Regions from separate parts of the Homo sapiens genome. Here all the other regions are linked to region 2. The links are chromatin loops, found by intact Hi-C in ENCODE. Cell type or tissue: heart left ventricle. All regions are shown on one strand. Links, peaks and the distances in the headings refer to the core of each region. The heading gives the core; the rest is flanking DNA. Region 1 has its middle 16 kb from the start of TLE6. Region 2 holds the start of LOC105372242 (a long non-coding RNA gene). Region 3 holds the start of LOC124904615 (a long non-coding RNA gene).

Region 1 (9,797 bases), core at 2,853-7,852, 110 kb before region 2:
CTGAGTTAAGGGGGAGAATATGCATATATTAAATACGCATGTCCATACACACACAGAGAAGGATAAAGCAACAGAAGGCACAAAAATAGCATGGGGGAAGCGCGGGGAAAGATGCGTTCAGGGGTTCTTGGTACTATTCTTCCAACTTTTCTGTAAGTTTGAAGTTATATCAAAGTAAAAAGTTGGGCTGGGTGCAGTAGGTCACACCTGTAATGCCAGTACTTTGGGAGGCTGGGGCAGGAGGATCGATTGAGCCCAGGAGTTTGAGATCTGCCTGGGCAACATAGCCAGACCCCATCTCTACAAAAAAATATGAAAATTAGCAAGTGTGGCAGCAGTACCTGCAGCCTCATAGCTCACTAAAGCCTTGACCTCATGGGCTCAAGTGATCCTCCTACCTCAGCCTCCTGAGAAGTTGGGACTACAGGCACACGCCATCACACCCAGCTAATTTTTCTTTTTATTCTTTTCTTTTCTTTTCTTTTTTGTGAGATGGAGTCTTGCTCTGTCGCCCAGGCTGGAGTGCAGTGGCGTGATCTTGGCTTACTGCAACCTCCGCCTCCCAGGTTCAAGCAGTTCTCTGCCTCAGCCTCCTGAGTAGCTGGGATTGCAGGCACGTGCCACCACGCTCAGCTAATTTTTGTATTTTTAGTAGAGACGGGGTTTCACCATCTTGGCCAGGCTGGTCTTGAACTCCTGACCTCCTGATCCACCCGCCTCGGCTTCCCAAAGTATTGGGATTACAGGTGTGAGCCACGGTGCCCAGCCACGCCTGGCTAATTTTTCAATTTTCTTACATGTTGTCCAGGCTGGTCTCAAACTCTTGGTCTCAAGTGATCCTCCTGCCTTGGCCTCCCAAAGTGCCAGGTGCAGGAACCACTGCGCCTCGCCCTTTCAGGAATTTGAGAATAGTCTGTTGGCAGTTGAAGACGGGTCATCCAAAACAAAGTTGCTAACCTGAATCACCCAGAAGCTCTTTGCTTTTTGTATTTAATCCTGGATGTTATTCTTAAATTTATCGTGGTAAAAGCATTGTAATTGGACAATGACAGGGAAAATTCATTCATTTAGCTCCAAATGACCATTGCTTGCAATCTGCAGACAATGTATCCGTTTATTTTTCTTTTCTGGTTTCTAACGCTATTGGTATTCTCATCATAACATGGTTTTCTTACATTTCTATTAGCTTGTCTCTTTTTTTCACTGAAATTGTTATTGAGATAATTGTAGAATCATATGCAGTTCTAAGAAATAACACAGACATTGGCCGGGCACGGTGGCTCACTCCTGTAATCTCAGCACTTTGGGGAGCTGAGGCAGGTGGATCACCTGAGGTCAGGAGTTTGAGAGCAGCCTGGCCAACATGGCAAAACCCTGTCTCTACAAAAAATACAAAAAAAAAAAAAAAATTAGCCAGGCGTGGTGGCGGGCGCCTGTAATGCCAGCTACTCAGGAGGCTGAGGCAGGAGAATTGCTTGAACCTGGGAGGCGAAGTTTGCAGTGAGCAGAGATCATGCCACTACACTCCAGCCTGGAGGACAGAGCGAGACTCAGTCTCAAATAATAATAATAATAAATAATAATGATAAAAATACAGACAGATCTTTTCTTTTTTTTTTTTGAAACAGAGTCTTGCTGTACAGACATCTTTTCTATACTTGGCCTAGATTCCTCCAATGGTGACATTTGGAAAACTAAAGTACATTACCACATCCCTGATATTGACGCTGTTAAAATCTATCCATCTTCTTCCCATGGCCCCATTTTACTTGTGTGTGTGTGTGTGTGTGTGTGTGTGTCTGTGTGTGTGTGTGTGAAGTTAACCTGGGTAAGTCTGTGTATCCATCACAGTCAAGGTACAGAACTTTGTCCGCACCACAAGGATGTCCCCTTGGATCCTTCTACAATCACACCCACCTCCCTCTAACGCTCCCATCCCCCAAACCCATCAGGAAGCTCCCTAAAAAGATGTTAGTCTCCTAGGGATCCCCCAGGTTCTACTCCCCAGTCTGCTGAGCTAGAAGCCCAACGCTGGGGTCAGAAATCCGCATACTTAATAAGATGCCCAACTGACTCCAGGGCTGAAGATAGGATTGGTGCAAAAATTGAGCCCGGCTGGGTGCAGTGGTTCATGCCTATAATCTCAGCACTTTGGAAGGCTGAGGTGGGAGGATCTCTTGAGCCCAGAAGGCGGAGGTCGCAGTGAGTTATGATTGCACCACTGCACTCCAGCCTCCACAACACAGCAACAGAGCAAGATCCTGTGTCAAAAAAAAAAGGAAGAAAAGAAAAAAGAAAGAAGGAAGGAAGGAAAAAGAAATAAAAGAAAGAAAGAAGGAAAGGAAGGAAGGAAGGAAGGGAGGGAGGGAGGGAGGGAGGCAGGCAGGCAGGCAGGCAGGCAAGCAAGCAAGCAAGCAGGCCAGACGCGATAACTCACACCTGTAATCCCAGCACTTTCGGAGGCCGAGGCAGACGGATCACCTGAGGTCAGGAGTTCAAGACCAGCCTGGCCAACATGGTGAAACCCATCTCTACTAAAAATACAAAAATTAGCTGGGTGTGGTGGCGAGTGCCTGTAATCCCAGCTACTCAGGGGGCTGAGGCAGGAGAATCACTTGATCCCAGGAGGCAGAGGTTGCAGTGAGCTGAGATAGTGCCACTGCACTCCAGCCTGGGTGACAAGAGCGAGACTCTGTAGAAAGAAAGAAAGGAAAAGAAAAGATCCCAAGGGCCCTTCAAAAGCCATTCCAAAGATTTCAGTTTTGCCTCTGAGTGAGTGGGGCCATAGGATGAGTATCAGCAGAGGAGGGACGGGATCTTACCTAACTTTTTTTTTGAGTCTCTACAAAAAATACAAAAATTAGGGGAGCATGGTGGTACACACCTGTTGTTCCAGCTACTTGGGCAGGGCTGAGGCAGGAGGACTGCTTGAACCTGGGAGGTTGAGGCTGCAGTGAGCTATGATCGTGCCACTGCACTCCAGCCTGGGCAACAGAGCAAGACCCTGTCTCAAATAAGAAGACAGAGAGCGGGCAGCGAGATGGGGGGCAGGGTGGGGGTGTAGCAAAGCTCCGTCCTCTATTATTGCATGGAATCAAAAATCACCATTGCAAATCCAAAAATAGAACGCTGAGCTTTAGTTTTTTTTTTTTTTTTTTTTTTTTTTTTTTTAGACAAGGTCTCGCTCTGTAACCCAGGCTGGAGTGCAGTGACACAATCTTGGCTCACTGCAACCTCAGCCTCCCAGTTTCAAGAGATTGTCCTGCCTCAGCCTGTTGACTACCTGGGATTACAGGCATGCGCGACCATGCCCGGCTAATTTTTGTTTTGTTTCGTTTTGAGATGGAGTCTTGCTCTTGTCACCCAAGTTGGAATGCAGTGGCACGATCTCGGCTCACTGCAACCTCCGACTCCCGGGTTCAAGCAATTTTCCTGCCTCAGCCTCCCGAGTAGCTGGGATTAGAGGTGCGCGCCATCACTCCCGGCTAATTTTTTTATTTTTAGTAGAGACGGGGTTTCGCCATGTTGGCCAGGCTGGTCTCGAACTCCTGACCTCAGATGATCCGCCTGCCTCCGCCTCCCAAAGTGCTGGGATTACAGGCGTGAGCCACCGTGCCCGGCCCTAATTTTTATATTTTTAGTAAAGGTGGGTTTCACCGTGTTGGCCAGGCTGATCACCATGTTGGCCACTCCTGGGCTCAAGTGATCCTCCTGCCTCAGCCACCCAAAGTGCTGGGATTACAGGCGAGAGTCACCGTGCCCGGCCTGAGCTTTAGTATTGAGAGTAGCAGTTCTTGGCCGGGCGCGGTGGCTCACGCCTGTAATCCCAGCACTTTGGGTGGCTGAGGCGGGCGGATCATGAGCTCAGGAGATCTAGACCATCCTGGCTAACACGGTGAAACCCCGTCTCTACTAAAAACATAAAAAAATTAGCCGAGCCTGGTGGCGGGCGCCTGTAGTCCCAGCTACTTGGGAGGCTGAGGCAGGAGAATGGCGTGAACCCGGGAGGCGGAGCTTGCAGTGAGCCGAGATCGCGCCACTGCACTCCAGCCTGGGAGACAGCGAGACTCCGTCTCAAAAAAAAAAAAAAAAAGAGAGTAGCGGTTCTCAAACCGTGGTTCCCTGAGTGGCGGCAGCAGCATTGTCACCTGGGAGCTTGCTAGGAATGCACGTTTTCAGGCCCCAGGCCCAGATTTGCTGCCTGAAAAAGTCTTAGGTTGGGGGTCCACAATCTGAGTTTTAACACCCCCCGCCCCAGGTAATTGTGATGCACACTCAAATTTAAGAACCACTGACTTAAAGATATGAAAGTCTTTGGGAGGCTGAGGTGGGAGGATCGCTTGAGGCCAGGAGTTCAAGGCCACTCTGAGCAACACAGCGAGACCCCATCTTTGCAAAAAGAGAAACAAAAACAGAAGAGGCCGGCCGTGGTGGCTCATGCCTGTCATCCCAGCACTTTGGGAGGCCGAGACGGGCGGATCAGGAGTTCGAGACCAGCCTGACCAACATGGTGAAACCCTGTCTCTACTAAAAATACAAAAATTATCCGGGCATGGTGGCGCCTGTCTGTAATCCCAGCTGCTCAGGAGGCTGAGGCAGGAGAATTACTTGAACCCGGGATGCGGAGGTTGCAGTGAGCCAAGATCGCACCACTGCACTCCAGCCTGGGCGACAGAGCGAGACTTCGTCTGAAAACAACAACAAACAGACAAGAGGAACATTCTTCTGATGAGGGAAATTTCCTTCTTTCTTTCTTTCTTTTTTTGATACGGATTCTGTCGCCCAGGCTGGAGTGCAGTGGCGCCATCTCAGCTCATTGCAAGCTCCGCCTCCTGGGTTCACGCCATTCTCCTGCCCCAGCCTCCCGAGTAGCTGGGACTACAGGCGCCCGCCACCACACCCGGCTTATTTTTTTGTATTTTTAGTAGAGACGGGGGTTTCACCCTGTTAGCCGGGATGGCCTTGATCTCCTGACCTCGTGATCCGCCCGCCTCGATCTCCCAAAGTGCTGAGATTCCAGGCGTGAGCCACCACACCCGGCCTAGTGATGGAAATTTTCTAAAATTGGATTGTGGTTATGGTTGTGCAGTTGGACACATTTGCTAAAAGTCATTGAACAATATGCTTTAAATGTATGACGTCATCTTATGTAAATTACGTCAACGAAGCGCTCATATAACATTTGACCTGTAGGGGGTAGCAGAGACCATAAGTTCAATTCAGAACAGCCCCTCCCTGCCTTGAGAGTCTCAATGGGATGAACCCATCCCTTTCACTTAGGAGTCCTGATTGGAATGAAGAATTGGGCAGCTGGGAATTTCCCCTCAATAGCCTAAAATGCCTTGTTTAACTAACTGTGGCCACACTCAGTTCTAAATTTATACCAATTAGCTGGGGGAGTTGAGTCTCTTGACCACGGAACCAGGAGAAGCCACATCCCCTCTCCAAGCCCGGAAGAGATGGTTCTCTTCTTTTTTTTTTTTTTTTTTAAATGGAGTCTCACTCCATCGCCCAGGTTGGAGTACAGTGGCATGATCTCGGCTCACTGCAGCCTCCGCCTCCTGGGTTCAAGAAATTCTCCTGTCTCAGCCTCCCGAGTGGCTGGGACTACAGGTGCCCACCACCACGCCCAGCTAATTTTTGTATTTTTAGTAGAGACAGGGTTTCACCTTGTTGGTCAGGCTGGGCTTGAATTCCTGACCTTAGGTGATCCACCCGCCTCAGCCTCCCAAAGTGCTGGGATGACAGGCGTGAGCCACCGCGCCTGGCCTTCTTTTTTTTTTTTTTTTTTTGAGACAGAGTCTCCCTCTGTCACCCAGGCTGGAGTGTGGTGGTGCAATCTTGGCTCACTGCAACCTCCACCTTCCAAGTCCAAGCGATTCTCCTGCCTCAGCCTCCCAAGGAGCTTGGATTACTGACATGCACCACCATGCCTGGCTCATTTTTGTATTTTTAGTAGAGATGGGGTTTCACCATGTTGGCCAGGCTGGTCTCGAAATTCCGACCTCAGGTGATTTGCAAGCGTCAGCCTCCCAAAGTGCTGGGATTACAGGCTTGAGCCACTGCACCTGGCCCGAGGGGATGGTTCTTAAAGGGTAAAATGTAAACTACGATCCACAGCTTGACCTTCAAAAGACTCCAATCCTTTACTTTCTTTTTTTGTTTTTTATTTATTTATTTTTTGTAGAGATGGGATCTTGCTATGTTGCCCAGCTGGTCTCGAACTCCTAGGCTCAAGCAAGCCTCCTGCCACAGCCTCCAGAGTAGCTGGGACTGAGGGTGTGAGCTACCATAACTGGCCTTGATGGGAACCAGTGTCCAGAGGAAGTGCAGGGCCCCATCAGGCCCAGGCATGCCATAGGGGCAAAGCTAGCGTGGACCCTCGCAACTGAGACATCCAAGGAAAGCAGACACCAAAAAACATGCATGTGGGTGGGTTAAAGTGCTCCCCACTCTGGCCAGGCACGGTGGCTCACTCCTGTAATCCCAGCACTTTGGGAGGCTGAGGCGGGTGGATCACTTGAGGTCAGGAGTTCAAGCACAGGCTGGCCAACATGGTGAAACCCTGTCTCTACTAAAAATACAAAAATTAGCCGGGCATGGTGGCGCGCACCTGTAATCCCAGCTACTCAGGAGGCTGAGGCAGGGCAATTGCTTGAACCTGGGAGACGGAGACTGCAGTGAGCCGAGATCACGCCACTGAACTCCAGCTTGGGCGACAGAGCGAGACTCCATCTTAAAAAAAAAAAAAAGTTCTCCCCACTCAGTCATCTCCTTCTAGCAATAATTTACAGAGCCCGTCCAGGACAGACAAGGAAGAATGAAACAAACAAGAAAATATCACAGGGTGGTGGGACGATTAGGAAAACTCGGGAAAGATGGAGTGATTTAAATCAGAGAAGTGTCTGCTGGGTGCGATGGTTCACACCTGTAATCCCAGCACTTTGGGAGGCTGAGGCAGGGGGATCACCTGAGGTCAGGAGTTTGAGACCAGCCTGGCCAACATGGCAAAACCCCATCTCTACTAAAAAAAAAAGTAGACTGGGCGTGATGGCTCATGCCTGTAATCCCAGCACTTAGGGAGGCCGAGGCAGGCGGATCATGAGGTCAGGAGATCGAGACCATCCTGGCTAACACGGTGAAACCCCGTCTCTACTAAAAATACAAAAAAAAAAAAAAATTAGCCGGGCATGGTGGCAGGTGCCTGTAGTCCCAGCTACTTGGGAGGCTGAGGCAGGAGAATGGCGTGAATCCAGGAGGCGGAGCTTGCAGTGAGCCGAGATTGCGCCACTGCACTCCAGCCTGGGCGACAGAGCGAGACTCCATCTCAAAAACAAAACTAAACAAAACAAAAATTAGCTGGGCATGATAGTGCGCCCCTGTAATCTCAGCTACTCAGGAGGCTGAGGCAGGATAATCACTTGAACCCAGGAGGCAGAGGTTGCAGTGAGCCAAGATCACACCACTGCGCTCCAGCCTGGGCAAAAGAGAGAGACCCTGGGTCTCAAAATAAATAAATAAATAAATAAATAAATACAATAAGAGAAACATCACTGAGAAGAGATTTGTTAATTGAATTCTGGATGACAGAGGGTGTTCGATTGAAGAGGGGATAAAGAAAGACTCAAACACCCAGGAGTTCGAGACCAGCTTGTGCAATATAGGGAGACCCTGTCTCTGCAAAAACAAACAAAAATTACCTGGGCGTGGTGGCAGGGGACTGTAGTTCCAGTTACGCAGGAGGCTGAGGCCAGAGGATCGCTCGGGCCTGGAAGTTTGAGGCTGCAGTTAGCTGTGATCACCCTACTGCACTTAGCCTGTGAGTCTCAGTCCCTGTCTCAAAAAAAAAAAAAAAAATAGAGGCTTGAACATGAATAATTATTCATCAGTGACCCTATGTTGAACCAACAAAGCTGCCCCCTGATTCTGGACCATCAGAAACTGTGAGATAATAAATGTTGATTGTTTCAACAATTCGTGTAAATGGCCCAGCAAGTTTAGGGGCAATTTGTTACACAGCAATAGCTAACTAATGTCTCTGGATTTCTTTTGAGAGGAAAGCCAGGTCCAGGAGATTCAAAACCCACTTCTTTTTTTTTTTTTTTTTTTTTTGAGGTGGAGTCTCACTCTGTCACCCGGGCTGGAGTACAGTGGTGGGAGCTCGGCTCACTGCAGCCTCCGCCTCCCGGGTTCAAGTGATTCTCCTGCCTCAGCCTCCCGAGTAGGTGGGATTACAAGTGCGCGCCACTACACCCAGCTAGTTTTTTCATTTTTAGTAGAGACGAGGTTCCATCATGTTGACTCAGCTGGTCTTGAAATCCTGACCTCAGGTGATCCGCCCACCTCGGCCTCCCAAAGTGCTGGGATTACAGGCGTGAGCCACCGTGCCTGGCCCTCAAAACCCACTTTTGGAGTGGATGTGGATGCCCCTTCCTCCAAGCTTGGGTTCATGAGGAGGTCCAGTCTAATGCCACTACCTGAGCAGATCCTAACTGGATCTCTCTATGATGGCGTAAGGGTTATGGGAATACCTCCTGGAGCAAGACTGCCTGGGATAAAATCCTAGTTTACTTAGCAACTGTGTGGTCCTAAGTAGGTCACTTAGCTTCTCTGGGACTTAATTTCCTCCTATGTAAAATGGGATTTAGTGGTTGATGAAAACATTGAGTTGTTATAGTTACTCATATGAAAGTCGTCAGAATCAGGCTGGGTGCGGTGGCTCACACCTGTCATCCCAGCACTTTGGGAGGTCGAGGCGGGTGGATCATGAGGTCAAGAGATCGAGACCATCCTAACACGGTGAAACCCGTCTCTATTAAAAATACAAAAATTAGCCAGGTGTGGTGAAGTGCACCCGTAGTCCCAGCTACTTGCGAGGCTGAGGCAGGAGAATCGCTTGAACCCGGCAGGCGGAGGTTGCAGTGAGCCGAGATCATGCCATTGCACTCCAGCCTGGAAGACAGAGCGAGACTCCGTATGAAAGAAAAAAAAAAAAAAGAAAGTTGTCAGAATCAAAATGGAGTGACTTGTGTTAAAAAAAAAAAAAAAAAAAAAAAAAAAGGCCGGGCGCGGTGGCTCACGCCTGTAATCTCAACACATTGGGAGGCCGAGGCAGGCGGATCACAAGGTCAGGAGATCAAGACCATCCTGGCTAACACGGTGAAACCCCATCTCTACTAAAAATACAAAAAATTAGCCGGGCGTGGCAGCGGGCACCTGTTGTCCCAGCTACTGGGGGGCTGAGGCAGGAGAATGGTGTGAACCCGGGAGGCGGAGCTTGCAGTGAGCCGAGATTGTGCCACTGCATTCCAGCTGGGGCGACGAAACGAGACTCCGTCTCAAAAAAAAAAAAAAAAAGTGACGCCAGGTGCAGTGGCTCATGCCTGTAATCCTAGCACTTCGGGCGGCAGAGATTGGCAGATTGCCTGAGCTCAGGAGTTCAAGACCAGCCTGGGCAACATGGTGAAATCCAGTCTCTACTAAACTACAAAAAAAATCAGCTGGGCGTGGTGACGGGTGTCTATAATTCCAGCTACACAGGAGACTGAGGCATGAGAATTACTTGAACCCAGGAGGCAGAGGTTGCAGTGATCCGAGATCGCGCCACTGTACTCCAGCCCGGGTGACAAGGTGAAACTCTGTCTAAAAACAAAAAAACAACAACAACAGCAAAGTGACAAATAGAGCCAGGGACAGCTTTGAATAGTGCGTTCTCATGCATGGATGCCTGATAACAAGAAAATATCACAAAAGACTGCATGCCGGGCACGGGGCTCACACCTGTAATCCCAGCACTT
Region 2 (9,797 bases), core at 2,541-7,540:
TGCCTCAGCCTCCTGAGTAGCTGGGACTACAGGCGCCCGCCACCACGCCCGGCTAATTTTTTGTATTTTTAGTAGGGACGGGGTTTCACTGTGTTAGCCAGGATGGTCTTGATCTCCTGACCTCGTGATCCACCCGCCTCAGCCTCCCAAAGTGCTGGGATTACAGGTGTGGGCCAGCAGGCCTGGCCTGGACAATTACTTCCTCTGAGAGGCCTTCTCTAACCAGTCATATGGAAAAAACAAAAAATATTGTTATTATATCACTCTATTTTATTGTTATCTATTTTTATTTATTTATGTTTATTTAACATTTTGATATTTATTTATTTTTGAGACGGAGTCTCGCTCTGTCACCCAGGCTGGAGTGCAGTGGCATGATCTCGGCTCACTGCAACCTCCGACTCCCGGGTTCAAGTGATTCTCCTGCCTCAGCCTCCTTAGTAGCTGAGATTACAGGCATGTGCCACCACGCCCGGCTAATTTTGTAGTTTTAGTAGAGACGGGGTTTCTCCATGTTAGTCAGGCTGGTCTCGAACTCCTGACCTCAGGTGATCCCCCCCGCCTCAGCCTCCCAAAGTGCTGGGATTACAGGCATGAGACACCGCGCCTGGCCCAATTTTTGTATTTTTAGTAGAGATGGGATTTCACCTTGTTGGCCAGGCTGGTCTCCAACTCCTGACCTCAGGTGATCTGCCTGCCTCAGCTTCCCAAAGTGCTGGAATTACAGGTGTGAGCCACTGCACCCTGGCTGGGCTGATTTTTTTTTTTTTCCAAGAGTCAGGGTCTCACTATGTTGCCCAGGCTTGTCTTGAACTCTTGGGGTCAAGCAGTCCTCCCACCTTGGCCTTCCAGAGTGCTGGGATTACAGGCATGAACCATCGTGCCTGGCCTAATTTTATTTTATTTTTTTAGTCAGTGTCTTGGGCTGTCATGCAGGCTGGAGAACAGTGGTGCCATCATAGCTGATTGCAGCCTCGAATTCCTGGCCTCAAGTGACCCTCCCACCTCAGCCCCTCAAAGTGCTGGGACTAGATGCGTGAGCCACCAGGCAGGCCAGCTGTCATCTTTATTATCTGTCACCCTGAAAGATCCATGAGAGTAAGGAGCGGACTGCCTTCTGCACTGCTGTGTCCCAGGGCACAGCTTGGGGTCTGGCAAAGAATTTCTACTCAGTGCAAACATCAGGTCTTAGTGAAATGAAAGAATGAGTTAGTATTTATTTATCTGGAGATGGAGTCTTGCTCTGTCCCCCAGGCTGGAGTGCAGTGGCATGATCTGGATCTCGGCTCACTGCAACCTCTGCCTCTCCTCCCGAGTTCAAGCAATTCTCCTGCCTCAGCCTCCCAAATGGCTGGGATTAAAGATGTGTGCCACCATGCCTGGCTAATTTTTGTGTTTTTTTGTTTGTTTGTTTTTGGAGACGGAGTCTTGCTCTGTTGCCAGACTGGAGTGCAGTGGCGCGATCTTGGCTCACTGCAACCTCCACCTTCTGGGTTCAAGTGATTCCCCTGCCTCAGCCTCCCCAGCAGCTGGGATTACAGGAGTGTGCCGCCATGCCTGGCTAATTTTTTGTATGTTAGTAGATATGGGGTTTCACCATGTTGGCCAGGAGGGTCTCGATTTCCTGACCTTGTGATCCGCCCGCCTCAGCCTCCCAAAGTGCTGGGATTACAGGCGTGAGCCACCGTGCCCTGCCTTAATTTTTTATTCTTAGTAGAGACAGGGTTTTGCCATGTTGACCAGGCTGCTCTCAAACTCTTGACCTCAGGTGATCCACCTGCCTTGGCCTCCCAAAGTACTGGGATTACAGGCGTGAGCCACTGTGCCTGGCTGACAGTAATTATTTATTATCCCCATATTCCAGATGAGGAAACTGTGGCTCACAAAGGGGCGATCATGGATTTTGTCTGCCTTCCTCTCCACCCCCAGAGCTCTGTCACACAACATGGCTTTATTGAACACTTGCACGCCTGGTCTTCGTCTAGATATTAGGGATACAGTGACCCACATAGCTCCAACCTTACAGCCTAGCAGGGGAGCCAGACATTAATAAAATCACTATACAAACATATGTGGTTATAATCCCTCAGCAATCCCATTGGCTCCAGCTTTACCAATATACCCAGAATCCAATCAATTCCCACTAACTATAGGGTTACCATCCTGGCTCATATCCCCATCAACTTGTTCAGTGCAGCAGTCTCTCATCTCACGTCGTATTTTTTGAGTGGATGTGACAACGGAATAACAATAACAAAAAAAAAAAAACGGAATGGCTTAAGTCCATGGAACTGAACATTCATGACATTAGGGCTGACTTCAGGCATGGCTTGATCCAGGGGCTCCAACATTATCGGGATCCTGTGTCACTGTGCATAGCTGGGACAGCTGTCTCCCATGGCAGCAAACAAACACCGTTCCCCAGCAGCTGTAAGCTTTCATCCTCCCAGCTCAGCAACTCCAGCCAATTCCTTCTGCTTAATTACAGCATGTCTCAGGACTCATTCTCATTGGCCAGGCTTAGGTGACATGACATCCCTGATATAATCCCTATGTTCTGGCTGGAATACTCTGATTGGCCAATCTTGGGTCACATGACTTTTCCATTTCAATCTTTTTTTTTTTTTTTTTTTGGAGGGGGGAGATGGAGTCTCATTATGTTGCTCAGGCTGGAGTGCAGTGGCATGATCCTGGCTTACTGCAACCTCCACCTCCCGGGTTCAAGTGATTCTCCTTCCTCAGCATCCAAGTAGCTGGGACTACAGGCGCATGCCACCACACCTGTCTAATTTTTATATTTTTAGTAGAGACAGGGTTTCAGCATGTTGGCCAGGATGGTCTCAATCTCCTGACCTCGTGATCCACCCGCCTCGGCCGCACAAAGTGCTGGGATTACAGGCATGAGCCACTGCGCCTGGCCTAATTTTTGTATTTTTCTAGAGATGGTATTTCACCATGTAGGCCAGGCTGGTCTCGAACTCCTGACCTCGTGATCTGCCCGCCTCAGTTCCCCGAAGTGCAGGGATTACAGGCATGAGACACCACGCCTGGCCTGTTGTGGTTTTGAGATGGGGGTCTTTTTATGTTGCCCAGGCTGGTCTTGAACTCCTAGACTCAAGCCACCCGCCCCCCCTTGGCTGCCCAAAGTGTTGTGATTACAGGCATGAGCCACTGCACTGGGCCAAATGTGTTTTGTTTTTGTGCTTTTCACCGTCCCCAGCGCCCCCAGCTGCCGGCCTTGGGAGCCTGGTGTTGGCAGGACTGTGAGTCACTGTTGGGGTGTTTAAGGGCCTTTAAAAGGTGTTCCCAGCATTTCCCGGGGGCTGTGCACTAATTAGGTGATTAGTAGGCTGACTCCTGCAGATGTCTCCCTGGGGATACCGGGGGACTGTGGGGAGCAGGGAAGTGTGGCTGCCTACTTGGCCTGCCCTCCAGAGGCCCCATTGCCTCCCCATAGACACCCAAGGGGTAAGTGCCAGCCTCAGCTTTACGACAGGTGGGCTCTGTGTCTCTGGACAAGTGGCTGTCCCTCTCTGGTCCCATCTATCTGCTTTCCCATCTATCTAGTGGGCTGTGGGCATATACTATGGTCCTGTAGGAGCCAGAGCCACTATTCTTGCTCTGTTACTCAGATACCTCTAACCTCTCCTCCCAGCAAAATAATCATCCCCTTTATCATAAATGGCTGAGGTTTACCAAATTTTCTCAGAGCCCCAGCACTGATCCAGGCCTTCAAGGTAGGCGCAGTTATTACTACTTTTTTTTTTTTTTTTTTTTTAAATTTCAGAGACAGGGTCTGGCTCTGTCCCCCAGGCTGGAGTGCAGTGCATGATCATAGTTCACTGCGCCTCCACCTCCCAGGCTCAAATGATCCTCCCAGCTCAGCTTCCTGAGTAGCTGGGACTACAGGTGCACACCACCACACCTGGCTAATTTTAAATTTTTTTGTAGAGAAGGGGTCTCCCTATGTTACCCAGACTGGTTTTGAAATACTGGGCTCAATCGATCCACCTGCCTCGGCCTCCCAAATTGTTGGGATCACATTTGTGAGCCACTGTACCTGGCCAAATTTTGTGGGGTTTTTTGTTGTTTGTTTTTTTGAGACAGAGTCTTGCTCTGTTGCCCAGGCTGGAGTGCAGTGGCATGATCTTGGCTCACTGCAACGTCCACCTCCCAGGCTCAAGCAATTCTCCTGCTTCAGCCTCCCGAGTAGCTGGCATTCCAGCTGCCCATGACCACACCCAGCTGATTTTTGTATTTTTAGTAGAGATGGGGTTTCACCAGTTTGGCCAGGCTGGTTTTGAACTCCTGACCTCAAATGATCCGCCCACCTCAGCCTCCCAAAGACCTGGGGTTACAGGCATGAGCCACAAAAATTGAGTCCAATCTCTGCTCACACCAGAGACCAGGATAAACTCCCAATGGGCCAGACAGCGTAAACCAGGGGGCCCCAGCTCCTGGGACTCACCTCCTCTCTCCCTCCCCACTGAGGGTGTGGATTTCAATGTGTACAGCCTCCTAGACCCAGTAGGGCAGATGATCATGGGACACAGAGTCTCTTGGGGGGGTCCGTGGAATCCCATAACCCAGGGGGTCTCAACCAGGGTGATTCTGCTCCCAGGGGGCACTGGGTGATGTCTGGGGACATTTGTGGTTGTCACAATGGTGGGTACTCTTGGCATGGAGTGGGTGGAGGCCACGGATGCTGCTCAGCACCCTGCAGTGCCCAAGACGGCTTCATCCCAGAGAACTATCTGGCTCCAAATGTCCACAGCGGCCAGGGGAGAGACCTCATTCCAGAGCTCGATAGCCACCAACCATGCATGGTTACTTAGGTTTACACTGAGATGGATGGAAACGGGCCAGGCTGTAATTAACCCCAGCGCTTTGGGAGGTCGAGGCGGGAGGATTGATTGAACCCAGGAGGTCGAGGCTGCTGTGAGCTATGATCGCGGCCCTGCATTCCAGCCTAGGTAGCAGTGACAAGCTGTAGATAGATAGATAGATAGATAGATAGATAGATAAAAATGAGATGAAAGATGCATTTCCTCAGTTGCCCTGGCCACGGTTCAGGGGCTCAGCAGCCCACCAGTGACCACCACGTGGGACGCCACGGAGCTAGAATGTAGGCGATGTGGCAGAAAGTCCTAGCGGGCCGCGCAGCGCGGAGACCTCCCCGGGTGCAAACGCTCCCCGCCCCCCACCCACGCGGCGCCCGTGCCGCCGGCCGCTGTTCCACGGATGCCCACACGGGGGCAGTGTGTCATCAGGATCTCGCGCACCTTGGCTCAGGTCGCCTGCACCTGCCCTCTCCCCAGGAGGGTGAGCCAGGCCGCTGGGGGTTTGGAGACAGCAGCCCCTCGGCTTACAAATCCTTTGCGAGCACCTGCTGTGTGCCAGGCTGTGTGCTGGGACAGCTCAGTAAATCAGAGAGTCTTATCCATGCTTTCTCACCGTGGACTTTACGGGAGGGATGGTTCTCTGGGGTGGGGCTGTCCTGGGCACTGCAGGGTGCTGAGCAGCGTCCCTGGCCTCCACTCACTCCATGCCAGGCGCACGCCCCAGTCGTGACAACCACAGATGTCCCCAGACATCACCCAGTGCCCCCTGGGAGCAGAATCATCCTCCAGGTTAGAATCCCTGGGTTAGGGGATTCCGCAGACCCCCAAGAGACTCTGGATCCCATGATCCTCTGCCCTGCTGAGGTCCCAGGTGGCTACACACATTGAAATCCACACCCTGAGTGGGGAGGGAGAGAGGAGGTGAATCCCAAGGGTCCCCATGGTTTGTACCATCTGCCCCATCGGGAGCTTATTCTGCTTTCTGGTGTGAGCAGGGAGCAGACTCAATTTTCCCCCCAAATAATTAACTAAGAGATCCCCATTCTAGACACTGTGGACATTCAAGGCTGGATTGTCCTCTAGGATGAGGCCGCCTTGGGCACTGCAGGGTCCTGAGCGGAGTCCCTGGCATCCACCCACTCCATGCCAGCAGCACCTCCTCCAAGTCCCGACAACCAGAAATGTCCCCAGACACTGCTGTCAATCTCTTGATCAAGGGGTGCAAAATCACCGCCACCTGAGAATTCCTTTCTTTTTTTTTTAATTTTTTTTGAGACAGAGTCTCGCTCTGTCAACCAGGCTGGAGTGCAGTGGCACGATCTCGGTTCACTGCAAGCTCTGCCTCCCAGGTTCATGCCATTCTCCTGCCTCAGCCTCCCGAGTAGCTGGGACTACAGGTGCCCACCACCACATCCAGCTAATTTTTTGTATTTTTAGTAGAGACGGGGTTTCACCATGTTAGCCAGGATGGTCTCGATCTCCTGACCTCGTGGTCCGCCTGCCTCAGCCTCCCAAAGTGCTGGGATTACAGGCGTGAGCCACCGCAGCCGGCCAAAAATTCCTTTCTAGTGAATCAACTCATCACACATATAAATATTTATTTGTTTATTTTATTTTTATTTAGTTTTTTTGAGATGGAGTCTTGCTGTTGTCGCCCAGGCTAGAATGCAATGGCACGATCTCGGCTCACTGCAACCTCCACCTCCCGGGTTCAAGTTATTCTCCTGCCTCAGCCTCCCGGGTAGCTGGGATTACAGGCACCTACCACTGTACCCTGCTAATTTTTGTATTTTTAGTAGAGACGAGGTTTTGCCACATTGGCCAGGCTGGTCTTGAACTCCTGACCTCATGATCCACCCACCTCAGCCTCCCAAAGTGTTGTGATTACAGGTGTAAGCCACCGTGCCCAGCCCACACATAAATATATTTAAATTATGAAATAAGCAGTTATGGCCAGGCGCAGTGTCTCACGCCTGTAATCCCAGCACTTTGGGAGGCCGAGATGGGCGGATCACGAGGTCAGGAGATAAAGACCATCCTGGCTAACACAGTGAAACCCCGTCTCTACTAAAAATACAAAAAAATTAGCCGGGTGTGGTGGCGGGCGCCTGTAGTCCCAGCTACTCGGGAGGCTGAGGCAGGAGAATGGCGCGAACCCAGGAGGTGGAGTTTGCAGTGAGCTGAGATCGCGCCACTGCACTCCAGCCTGGGTGACTAAGTGAGACTCCATTTCAAAAGAAAGAAAGAAAGAAAGAAAGAGAGAGAGAGAGAGAGAGAGAGAGAGAGAAAGAAAGGAAGGAAGGAAGGAAGGAAGGAAGAAAGAAAGGAAGGAAGAAAGAAAGAAAGAAAGGAAGAAAGAAAGAAAGAAGCAGTTATATGAGGTGAGGGAGCTGTAAACTTTTCTTGACCATCACATCTCCACCCAGGTAAAAGTGATTCTCCTGCCTCAGCCTCCTGAGTAGCTGGGACTCCAAGTGCCCGCCACCATGCCTGGCTAATTTTTGTATTTTTTAGTAGAGATGGGGTTTCGCCATATTGGCCAGTCTGGTCTCGAACTCCTGGCCTCAGGTGATCCGCCCGCCTCGGCCTCCCAAACACACATATACACACATGTACTCAGGACAGAGGTTTAAGTACCTGCATAACCCCAATAAAAATTGCACAAGATAACTCTTCGCTCTGCAAAGCACCACGCACTGTGATGTTTCCTATTCTACTTCATTTAAAAAATATATATGGGTCATGATCCACTGAATTGATTTCTCCACCCACAGACTGAAAAAAATAATAATTAAAATAGCGACTGGGAATCACGCACTCCAGAAACATCCCCAGGCCCTTCCACTGTAGAAAAAAATGAATGAGCCAGGCACCAAGGCTCACACCTGTAATCCCAGCACTTTGGGAGGCCTAGGTGGGCAGATGACCTGAGGTCAGGAGTTCAAGACCAGCCTGGCCAACATGGTGAAACACCATCTCTATTAAAAATGCAAAAATTAGCCGGGTGTGGTGGTGGGAGCCTGTAATCCCAGCTACTCAGGAGGCTGAGGCAGGAGAATCGCTTGAACCTGGAAGGCGGAGGTTGCAGTGAGCCGATATCGTGCCATTGCATTCCAGCATGGGTGACAAGAACAAAACTCCATCTCAAAAAAATAAATTAAAAAAAAAATAGTGGTAGCCCGGCACGGTGGCTCACACCTGTAATCTCAGCACTTTGGGAGGCTGAGGTGGGAGGATAGCTTGAGCCCAGGAGGTTGAAGCTGAAGTGAGCCATGATTGCACCACTGCACTCCAGCCTGGGTGACAGAGTGAGACTCTGACTCAAAAGTAAATAAATAAATATAAATGCCTCCTTCTCACTTTATTTATCTGTCTATTTTCCAAATAGATTCATGGATTCTCTCTCTCTCTCTTTTTTTTTTTTTTAGATGGAGTTTCGCTGTCGCCCAGGCTGGAGTGCAGTGGCATGATCTCAGCTCACTGCAACCTCCGCCTCCTGGGTTCAAGCAATTCTTGTGACTCAGCCTCCCTAGTACCTGGAATTGCAGGCATGCATCACCACACCCAGCTAGTTTTTGTATTTTTAGTAGAGACGAGAGTTTGCCATGTTGGCCAGGCTGGTCTCGAACTCCTGATCTCAGGTTATCTCCTTGCCTCTACCTCCCAAAGTGCTGGGATTACTGCAGCCTCCCGAGTAGCTGGGACTACAGGTGTATGCCATCATGCCTGGCAGATTTTATTTTATTTTTTTGTGGAGACAGGTTCTCCCTGACAAGCCCAGGCTGGTCTTGAACGCTTGGCCTCAAGTGATGTGCCTGCCTTGGCCTCCCAAGGTTTTGAGACTACAGGCATGAGACACCTTGCCAGGCCCAGAAGGAGGGGTTTAGAAGGAGTAACAGGGATAGACAAAGTTACATTGTGTAGGGACAGAGCTCACACTGTGGGTAGACAGTTCCAGGCAGAAGGCACAGGCTGTGCAAAGGCCCTGGGGTAGGACTGTGCCTGACTAGTTAGAGGAACACTAAGGAGACCTGTGTGACTGGAGGAAAGGGAGACAGGGAGGAGGGGAGGACGGGGAGGGGCTGGTGCAGGCCCTTGTGGGCCATGGGGCGGACTTGGGCTTTTCCTGAAGGAAGGTGGGAGCCATGGAGGGCTGTGAGCCGAGGAGGGACAGGCCCTGACTCAGATTTGAATTCAGTTATGAAGGCCGAGTGTGGTGGCTCATGCCTGTAATCCCAGCACTTTGGTAGGCTGAGTGGGGAGGATCACTTGAGGTCAGGAGTTCGAGACCAGCCTGGCCAACATGGTGAAACCCCGGCTCTACTAAGATATACAAAAATTAGCCAGACGTGGTGGCACGCACCTGCAGTCCCAGCTACTCAGGAGGCTGAGGCACAAGAATCGCTTGAACCCAGGAGAGGAAGGTTGCAGCGAGCCGAGATTGTGCCACTGTACTCCAGACAGGGCAACAGAATAATGCTCCATCAGAAAAATAAATACATAAATAAAATAACAATAATTCAGTGTGACTTTAACATGAAGAGGCTTCTCCACTAAATCCATGTCTGCAGAAACCGGGCACGAGCTGTCCCTGGCTGTGCGTGGGGATGTCTGTGGATGGTCAGACCTCCCTGGGCTCGGAATGGGCTTGTTTCAAATGCAGCTTCCTGGGGCTGGCTCTCCGCACAGTCTAATTCAGCAAAGGCGGGGCAGAGTCTGAGCTGTGACCCCGTGTCCCGGGTGTTTCCCGAATCATAAGATCAGATGAGCCTGTGGGCAGAAGCTTTGTAGGAGGCCGTGTGCGTGGCCAGAGCCTGCAGCCCTGGGTGCAATCTGTTTTGCCCTTACTTGGGAATAAGAAACTCAACCTGCTCACAGGAGGAAATGGTTTCTAATGTTTGTTTTTTTAAAAGAGAAAGTCTTGGCTCAGTTATTTGCCCGAAGCCAGAATTGGGA
Region 3 (8,963 bases), core at 1-5,000, 51 kb after region 2:
CCCTCCCCTGTCATCTTGTTTGACCCTTCACTTCAAGTTCATTTCACTAGCACCAGGCCAGAGCAACCTGCTTGGGAAATGCCACCTTGTTTGGGGGCTGGGGACAAGGGAGTGAGACGGGGAGGAGCCCAGGTCCCAGGCCAGCCTGCCCCTCACCTTCCAGGGCACCTGTGGGGACATCATGCCCTCCGGGCCTCCGTTTCTGTAAGCTGCGGATGTGGGACCTCTGCAGCCTTCCTTCAGTTATTTTTTCCTTTTGAAAAAAAATTGTAAAATACAGATAAATTTCTAAGTGCACAGCTCAGCGGCATTAAGTGTATCCACACGGTTGTGCAGCCATCACCACCATCCTCTCCAGAACTTGTATCTCCCCAAATTGAAACTCTGTCCCCATGAAACACTCCCCGTCCCCCTCCCCAGCCCCTGGCACCCCCCATCCTACCTTTTGTCTCCCTGAATCTGACAGCTCTATGGACCTCCTAGGAGTGGAACCATGCGGGGTGTGTCCTTCTGTGTCTCTGGCATCTCTCACTGAGCATGATGTCCTCAAGGTGCATCCACGCTGAAGCCCATGTCCGGATTCCCTTCCTTTTCGTGGTTCAGTAATATTCCACTGTGTGGATGGGCCACGCTGTGTTGATCCATCTATCATCGATGGACGTCTGGGTGGTTTCCACCTTGTGGCTGTTGGCAGTCGTGCCGCTGTGCACCTGCGTGTGCAAGCTTCTGTTTGAGTCCCTCCTGTCTGTCCTCGTGTGTGTGCATCCAGAGGTAGCATTGCTGGGTCCTCTGGTCTTTCTTTTTTTGGATGCACCTTGAGGAGTCTCGCTCTGTCGCCAGGCTGGAATGCAGTGGCGCGATCTCGGCTCACTGCAGCCTCCACCTCCCGGGTTCAACCAATTCTCCTGCCTCAGCCTCCTGAGTAGCTGGGACTACAGGTGCCTGCCATCACGCCCGGCTAATTTTTGTATTTTTAGTAGAGATGGGGTTTCACCATGTTGGCCAGGATGGTCTCCATCTTGACCTCATGATCCTCCCACCTCGGCCTCTCAAAGTGCTGGGATTACAGGCGTGGACCACCGCGCCCGGCCTCTATTTTAATTTTTTGGGGAGCTGCCCGACTTTTCCACAGCAGCTGTGCCATGTCACATCCCGCCAGCTGTGCACAAGGGTGCGATTTCCCCACATCCTCTTTCAGTTTCATTGAGTCCGATAGGCCTGTCCGTCAGGCTTAAGGCCCCTTGCTGTGCCCGATGCTGCCCCAGATACTACAGTGCAGCAGAGAAGGTGGCACTTACCAGCACGACTTCACCTAGGAAGAGAAATGGAGCAGGGAAGTGGGACAGGATGGGGAGATGGTGGCTGTTGCTTTTCTTTTCTTTTTTTTTTTTTTTGAGTTGGGGTCTAGCTCTGTCACCCAGGCTGGAGTGCAGTGGTGCGGTCTCAGCTCACCTCAACCTCTGCCTCCTGGGTTCAAGCGATTCTCCTCCCTCAGCCTCCCGAGTAGCTGGGACTACAGGCGCCCACCACCACACCCGGCTAATTTTTGTACTTTTAGTAGAGACGGGGTTTCACCATGTTGGCCAGGCTTGTCTCAAACTCCTGACCTCTGGTGATCCGCCCGCCTTGGCCTCCCAAAGTGCTGGGATTATAGGCGTGAGCCACAGCGCCCAGCCAATGGTGGCTGATTCTGGTGGGCTGTTCCTGGTGGGCTGTACAGGAAAAGCCTGATAAAGTGGTGCGTGAGTAGCATCCTGGGAGACAGGAAGGGAAGGAGCCATGCTGTGGCCTGAGGGTGAGCCAGGCAGAGGCACAGCTTGTGCAAAGGTCCTGGGGCAGGACCATGCCTGATGTGTTGGAGGAGCAGCGAGGAGGCCCGTGTGGTTGGAGCGGAGGGAGGGGGGGAGGGCAGGGAGGGTTGGTCTTTTACCCTCAGAGGGAGGTGGGAGCCCTGGAGGGACGCAGGCAGAGCAGAGACAGGACCTGACAGGTGCTCACAGGCGGCCTCTGGTGGCTGCTGCTGGGAGGACAGACGGGTGAGGGCGGGAGCCAGGGGACAAGGCTGGTGCAGGTGGCAATGATAGGTGTGGATCAGATGGCAGAAGCAGAGGTGGGTGAGTCAGCTAAGGGGCGTTGAGTGCTGGGGGGAGCTGGGCCCGGCATGGATATCGCAGGTGCATATAGTGCCCCCAGTGGCCAGCAGGAGTCGCCCCAGACAGCTCCTTGCCTGCCCCTAGCCCCCTGCCCATCCTAAAAGGAAAACCGAGGCACAGAGGGTGAGCGTCTTGCCTGAGGCAGCTTGCCCTGACGGCTGGCCAGTCCTTCCTAGGTCCTGACAACAGCCCTAGCCTGTTCAGCTGGGCAGGCAGCTCCAGCACCCCCCGCAGAATCCATAGGACCCGGAGCAAAATGAAAACACAGGGTCCCTGTTTAAAAATTCCGAGGAGGCCGGGTGCAGTGGCTCATGCCTGTTATTCCAGCACTTTGGGAGGCCGAGGCGGGCGGATCGTTTGAGGTCTGGAGTTCAAGACCAGCCTGGCCTACATAGCGAAACCTCGTCTCTACTTAAAATTCAAAAAATTAGCCGGGTGTGGTGGCGCATGCCTGTAGTCCCAGCTACTTGGGAGGCTGAGGCACAATGATCGTTTGAACCTGGGAGGCAAAGGTAGCAGTGAGCCGAGATGATGCCACTGCACTCTAGCCTGGGCGAAGAAGTGAGACTCCTCAAGATAAATAAATAAACAAATAGGCCAGGTGCAGTGGCTCATACCCATCTCTACTAAAAATACAAAAATTAGTCGGGCGTGGTGGCTCACGCCTCTAATCCCAGCATTTTGGGAGGCTGAGGTGGGTGGATCACTTGAGGTCAGGAGTTCGAGACCAGCCTGGTCAACAAGGTGAAACTCCGTCTCTACCAAAAATACAAAAATTAGCTGGGTGTGGTGGCGGGCGCCTGTAGTCCCAGCTACTCAGGAGGTTGAGGCAGGAGAATCGCTTGAACCCGGGAGGCAGAGGTTTCAGTGAGCCAAGATCGTGTCATTGCACTCCAGCCTGGGTGACAGAGTGAAACTTTCTCTAAAAAAAAAGGTGGCTGGGAGTGGTGGCTCACGCCTGTAATCCCAGCACTTTGGGAAGCCGAGGCGGGCGGATCACGAGGTCAGGAGATTGAGACCATCCTGACTAACACTATGAAACCCGGTCTCTGCTAAAAATACAAAAAATTAGCCGGGTGTGGTGGCGGGTGCCTGTAGTCCCAGCTACTTGGGAGGCTGAGGCAGGAGAATGGCATGGACCGGGGAGGCAGAGCTTGCAGTGAGCCAAGATCGCACCACTGCACTCCAGCCTGGGCAACAGGGTGAGACTCTGTGTCAAAAAAAAAAAAAAAAAGCAAAATCTTAGAGTTATTGGAAGTGTAAATTGGTGCATGCACTTTGGCAAAAGATAGTTAATATCTAGGAAATACTTTATAACCCAGCAATTCTACCATTGGGTATTTACCTACAGAAAGCCACACATATAATCACAAAAGACATGTACCAAATGCCCATAGCTGCCCTATTCATTACAGCCCCAAACTAAAATTTAACCAAATGCCCATCAACAGTAGAATGGATGAATAGATTGTAGTTTATTTATCCAGAGGAATAGTCTATGACAATCAGGATTAATGAACCACAACCATGTACACAATATGAGTTAATCACACAAACATCACGTGGAATGATAGAAGCCAGATGTACCTGAACTCATTTTATGTAATTCTGTGTGCATAAAGTTCAAAACTGGCAAAAATTCACCATGATTTTGAGGATTTTTTTTTTTTTTTTTTTTTTGAGATGGAGTCTTGCTCTGTTGCTCAGGCTGGAGTGCAATGGTGCAATCTCGGCTTACTGCAACCTCTGCCTCCCAGGTTCAAGTGATTCTCCTGTCTCAGCCTCCTGAGTAGCTGGAATTACAGGCACCTGCCACCACATCTGGCTAATTTTTGTATTTTAGTAGTGACAGGGTTTCTCCATGTTGTCCAGGCTGGTCTTGAACTCCTGACCTCAGGTGATCCACCTGCCTCAGCTTCCCAAATTTTTGGGATTACAGCTGTGAGCCACTGCGCCTGGCCTGAAAGGTCTAATATTTTAAGCTTCTACTCCCAAGAAATTAGAAAGAGAAGAGCAAACTAAACACAAACTAAAGAGAAAATAATAGAATAGAAATCAATGGAATAAAAAATAGAAAAACAGTATAGAAAAATCAATAAAGCCATAAGCTGGTTCTTTGAAAAAAATTAATGAAATTGATAAACCTTTAGTCTAGATTCACCCTCCAGAGAGAAAAAGAAATTACCAGCAACAGGCACAAAGGAGGGGATATCATTACTCACCCTAAAGAAATTTAAAGGATAATAAGGGAATACTACAAATAAGTGTATGCACATAAATTTGACAACTTAAAGGAAATGGACCAATTTCTCGAGAGACACAAGCTACCAAAACTCACTCAGGAAGAAACAGAAAACCTGAACAGTCCTATACGTATTAAAGAAACAGAATTTGAAGTTAAAGTCTTCTAAAGAATAAAACATTTGGGAGGCTAAGGCGGGTGGATCACGAGGTCAGGAGATCAAGACCATTCCGGCTAACGCGGTGAAACCTCGTCTCTACTAAAAATACGAAAAAATTAGCTGGGCATGGTGGTGGGTGCCTGTAGTCCCAGCTATTTGGGAGGTTGATATAGGAGAATGGCGTGAACCCGGGAGGCAGAGCTTGCAGTGAGCCAAGATCATGCCACTGCACTCCAGCCTGGGTGACAGAGCGAGACTCTGTCTCAAACAACAACAACAATAAAAAATGAAAAATAAAATAAAACTTTAGGCCCAGATGGTTTTAGTGGTGAATCCTATCAAACATTTAAAGAAAAAATAACATCAAATTCTTCACAATCTGTTTCAGAAAATAGAAGAGGATGGAATACTTCCCAACTCATTTTAAGAGGCCAGTATTATCCTGATACCAAAATTAAAGACAGTACAGGGAAATTACAGATCAGTATACTCAAAAACATAGATACTAAAATCCTTAACAAAATATTAGCAAGTGAAATAATGAAATCCAGTGATATACAGAAAGAAAACCACCTCACCACCAGGTGGCATTTATCCCAGGAATACAAGACAAGCTCAACATTGGAAAATCAGTCAATATAACTTGCCATATTAACAGACGAAAGAAAAACTACATGATCATATCAATAGATAAAGAAAATACATTTGATACAATTCAACTTTCATTCATGATAAAAATTCTAAGCAAATTAGGAGTAGAAAGGAACTTCCTCAACCTGATAAAGGGCATCTGTAACAAACCACAGCTAAACAACAACAACAAAAATACTATTGGCCAGGTGTGGTGTCTCATGCCTGTAATCCCAGCACTTTGGGAGGCTGAGGTGGGTGGATCACCTGAGGTCAAGAGTTCAAGACCAGCCTGGCCAACATGGTGAAACCCCCGTCTCTACTAAAACTACAAAAATTAGCTGGGCGTGGTGGCACATGCCTGTAATTCCAGCTACTCGGGAGGCTGAGGCAGGAGAATCACTTGAACATGGAAGGGGGAGGTTGCAATGAGCCAAGATCACGCCATTACACTCTAGCCTGGGCAACAAGAGCAAAACGCTGTCTCAAAAAAAAAAAAAAAGAAAAGAAAAGAAAAAAAAGAAAAAAATATGTACACAAATGTATATAGCAGCTCTGTTCATGATCACCTCAAACTGGAAGCAACCAAATGCCCCTCACGGTTGGATAAAGGGGAATGCATCCACACAGGGAAATACCACTGGACCATCCAAAGCAACGAACTTCTGATACACTCGGCAACACAGAGGAATCGCAAATGCTAACTGAAAGAAGCCAGTCTCAAAAGCTACTTTCTGGACCAGGTGCGGTGGCTCACGCCTGTAATCCCAACGTTTTGAGAGGCTGAGCTGGGAGGCCAGGAGCTCCTGAGCAGCCTAGGCAACACAGAGAAACCCATCTCTACAAAAATAAAAAAATTAGGGCCGGGCGCGGTGGCATCCGCCTGTAATCCCAGCATTTTGGGAGGCTGAGATAGGTGGATCACTTGAGGCCAGGAGTTCAAGACCAGCCTGGCCAACAGGGCGGAAACTTTGTCTCTACTAAAAATACAAAAATTAGGCGGGCACGGCGGCTCGCACCTGTAATCCCAGCTACTCGGGAGGCTGAGGCAGAAGAATTGCTTGAACCTGGGAGGTAGAGCTTGCAGTGAGCTGAGATCGTGCCACTGCACTCTAACCTGGGCGACAGAGTGAGACTCTGTCTCAAAAAAAAAAAAAAAAAAAAACATTAGATGGTGGTGGTGCGCAGTACTCGGAAGGCTAAGGTGGGAAGATCGCTTGAACCCAGGAGGTCAAGGCTGCAGTAAGCCATGATTGCACCACTGCACTCCAGCCTAGGCGAGAGAGAAGGGCCTTGTCTCAAAAAATAAAATAAAAAACATAGCAACAGCTATTTCCCTCGGAGCGAGCGGGGGCGGCGGCCTGTGCAGCAACGGCCAGGATCAAGGCCCAAGACCTTCTCGGGAAGAAGGAGGAGGAGCTGCTGAAACAGCTGGACGACCTAAAGGTGGAGCTGTCCCAGCTGCGCGTCGCCAAAGTGACGGGCGGCGCGGCCTCCAAGCTCCCTAAGATCCGGGCGCGGTGGCTCACGCCTGTAATCCCAGCACTCTAGGGAGGCCGAGGCGGGCGGATCACGAGGTCAGGAGATCGATACCATCCTGGCTAACACAGCGAAACCCCGTCTCTACTAAAAATACAAAAAAATTAGCCGGGCGTGGTGGCGGGCGGCTGTAATCCCAGCTACTCACTCGGGAGGCTGAGGCAGGAGGATGGGGTGAACCCGGGAGGCGGAGCTTGCAGAGAGCCGAGATCTCGCCATTGCGCTTCTGCCTGGGCGACAGAGGGAGACTCTGTCTCAAAAAAAAAAAAAAAAAAAAAAAAAAAAAAAGATCCGAGTCGTCCGCAAATCCATTGCCCGTGTTCTCACGGTTATTAACCAGACTCAGAAAGAAAACCTCGGGAAATTCTACAAGGGCAAGAAGTACAAGCACCTGCACCTGCGGCCTAAGAAGACACGCGCCGTGCGCCGCCCGCTCAGCAAGCACGAGGAGAACCTGACGATCAAGAAGCAGCAGCAGAGCGAGCAGCTGTCCCCAGTGCGGAAGTGCGCGGTCAAGGCCCGAGTGGCGCGTTGTCAATAAAGCACAGCTGGCTGAGAAAAAAAAAAACAAAAAAAAAAACACCAAAACAAACAAACAAACAAAAAACACAGCCACAAAGAGCCAATCCACGGTCAGGAGGGAGTTGTTCCGGTGATGGAACTACATTCTGTATCCTGTTTATAGCAGTAATTTACACGAATCTCTACAGCTGTTAAAACTCATAGAAACCAGGCCGGGCGCGGTGGCTCACGCCTGTAATCCCAGCACTTTGGGAGGCCGAGGCGGGCGGATCACGACGTCAGGAGATCGAGACCAGTCTGGACAACATGGTGAAACCCCGTCTCTACTAAAATACAAAAAAAATTAGCCCGGCGTGGTGGTGGGCACCTGTAGTCCCAGCTATTCGGGAGGCTGAGGCAGCAGAATGGCGTGAACCCGGGAGGCTCAGCTTGCAGTGAGCCGAGATCGTGCCACTGCACTCCAGCCTGGGTGACAGAGACAGACTCCGTCTCAATAAATAAATAAATAAATAAATAAATAAATAAACTCATAGAACCATACACCAAAGAAAGTAAATACAATGCTACATAAATTTAGACAATTAAAAACAAGATCTTTTTTTGGGGGGGACAGACCCTTGCTCTGTCAACCCAGGCTGGAGTGCAGTGGGTCAATCATAGCTCACTGCAGCCTCAACCTCTCTGGCCTAAGCAATCCTCCCACCTTAGCCTCTGGAGTACCTGGGACCACAGGCATGAGCCACCACCCCCGGCTAATTTATTTTATTTTATTTTTTAGAAATGGGGTCTCACTGGGAAGGTGGAGGTTGCAGTGAGCTGAGACCGAGCCATTGCACTCCAGCCTGGGCAACAATAACAAAACACCGTCTCAAAAAAAAAAAAAAAAAAAAAAAAGAAAGAAAGAAAGAAAAAAGAAAAAAAGAGATAGAGTCTCACTATGTTGCCCAGGCTGGTCTTGAACTCCTGGGGTCAAGCAATCCTCCCACTTCAGCCTCCCAAAGTGCTGAGATTATAGGCATGAGCCAACATGCCCAGCTGAAATAGATCTTATTAGCAAAAAATACCCCCCAAACCCGGAAATAAATATTAATACCACAGAAGTCAGAATGATAGTTACTGCTGGGAAGGTAGAGATTACTATGAGGAAAACACTAGGGGTCTTTGTGGGGCTAAGGTCTTTTTTTTTTTTTTTTTGAGACAGAGTCTTGCTTGTCACCCAGGCTGGAGTGCAGTGGCACGATCTCAGCTCACTGCAACCTCCACCTCCCAGGCTCAAGCAATACTCCTCCCCCGGCCTCCCGAGTAGCTGGGATTACAGGTGTGCACCATCACACCTGGCTAACTTTTCTATTTTTAGTAGAGACGGGGTTTCACCATGTTGTCCAGGCTGGTCTTGAACTCCTGACCTCAGGTGATCTGCCCACCTTGGCCTCCCAAAGTGCTGGGATGACAGGCGTGAGACACCGCGCCCGGCCTGAAAATGTCCTTAGTCTTGGCCTCAGTGGATTCTGTGGATACCGGCTTCACAACAATTTATTAGGTAATACATTCAGGTTTTATGTGTTTTCTGAAAGAAATATTTTCTACACACACAAGCTCACCCTGGTGTTCCCAGCTGAGCTAATAATACACGACAAATGCTCAGCATGTGGCAAGGAAGTAGCTCAGCCCGTTTAGGGAACCGCAAGGGAGGTTTGTTCAGCAGCTGGAGAAGTGG

Evidence for each region. Hi-C counts contacts between places; a loop is a spot of excess contacts. Peaks named below come from ENCODE experiments on the same cell type or tissue, not always from the same donor. Only the 100,000 strongest peaks of a DNase experiment are listed, where the experiment ranks them.
Region 1: a loop joins it to region 2, with 8 times the contacts of the local background. A loop is called at or near these places in 37 of 110 quality-filtered maps.
Region 3: a loop joins it to region 2, with 6 times the contacts of the local background. A loop is called at or near these places in 27 of 110 quality-filtered maps.

Annotation. Positions count from the first base shown.
Region 1 is chr19:2,957,066-2,966,862 of GRCh38, forward strand. No RefSeq gene overlaps it. Among named protein-coding and RNA genes, the nearest start is that of TLE6, 16 kb to the right of the region's middle. In heart left ventricle, for the core only: a CTCF peak has its summit at 5,206 (motif pointing right); no DNase peak of the experiment used is centred there.
Region 2 is chr19:3,070,893-3,080,689 of GRCh38, forward strand. LOC105372242 (a long non-coding RNA gene) reads right to left here and starts at 4,582. Exons shown (of 4, transcript XR_001754027.2): 1 at 4,469-4,582. RefSeq lists an enhancer at 2,379-2,673 and a silencer at 5,542-5,799. In heart left ventricle, for the core only: a CTCF peak has its summit at 5,248 (motif pointing right); a DNase peak (open chromatin) is centred at 5,239.
Region 3 is chr19:3,124,156-3,133,118 of GRCh38, forward strand. LOC124904615 (a long non-coding RNA gene) reads right to left here and starts at 2,476. Exons shown (of 3, transcript XR_007067092.1): 1 at 1,453-2,476; 2 at 443-1,312; 3 at 157-253. It also overlaps the pseudogene RPL35P10. In heart left ventricle, for the core only: CTCF peaks have their summits at 2,017 (motif pointing left) and 2,233 (motif pointing right); a DNase peak (open chromatin) is centred at 1,996.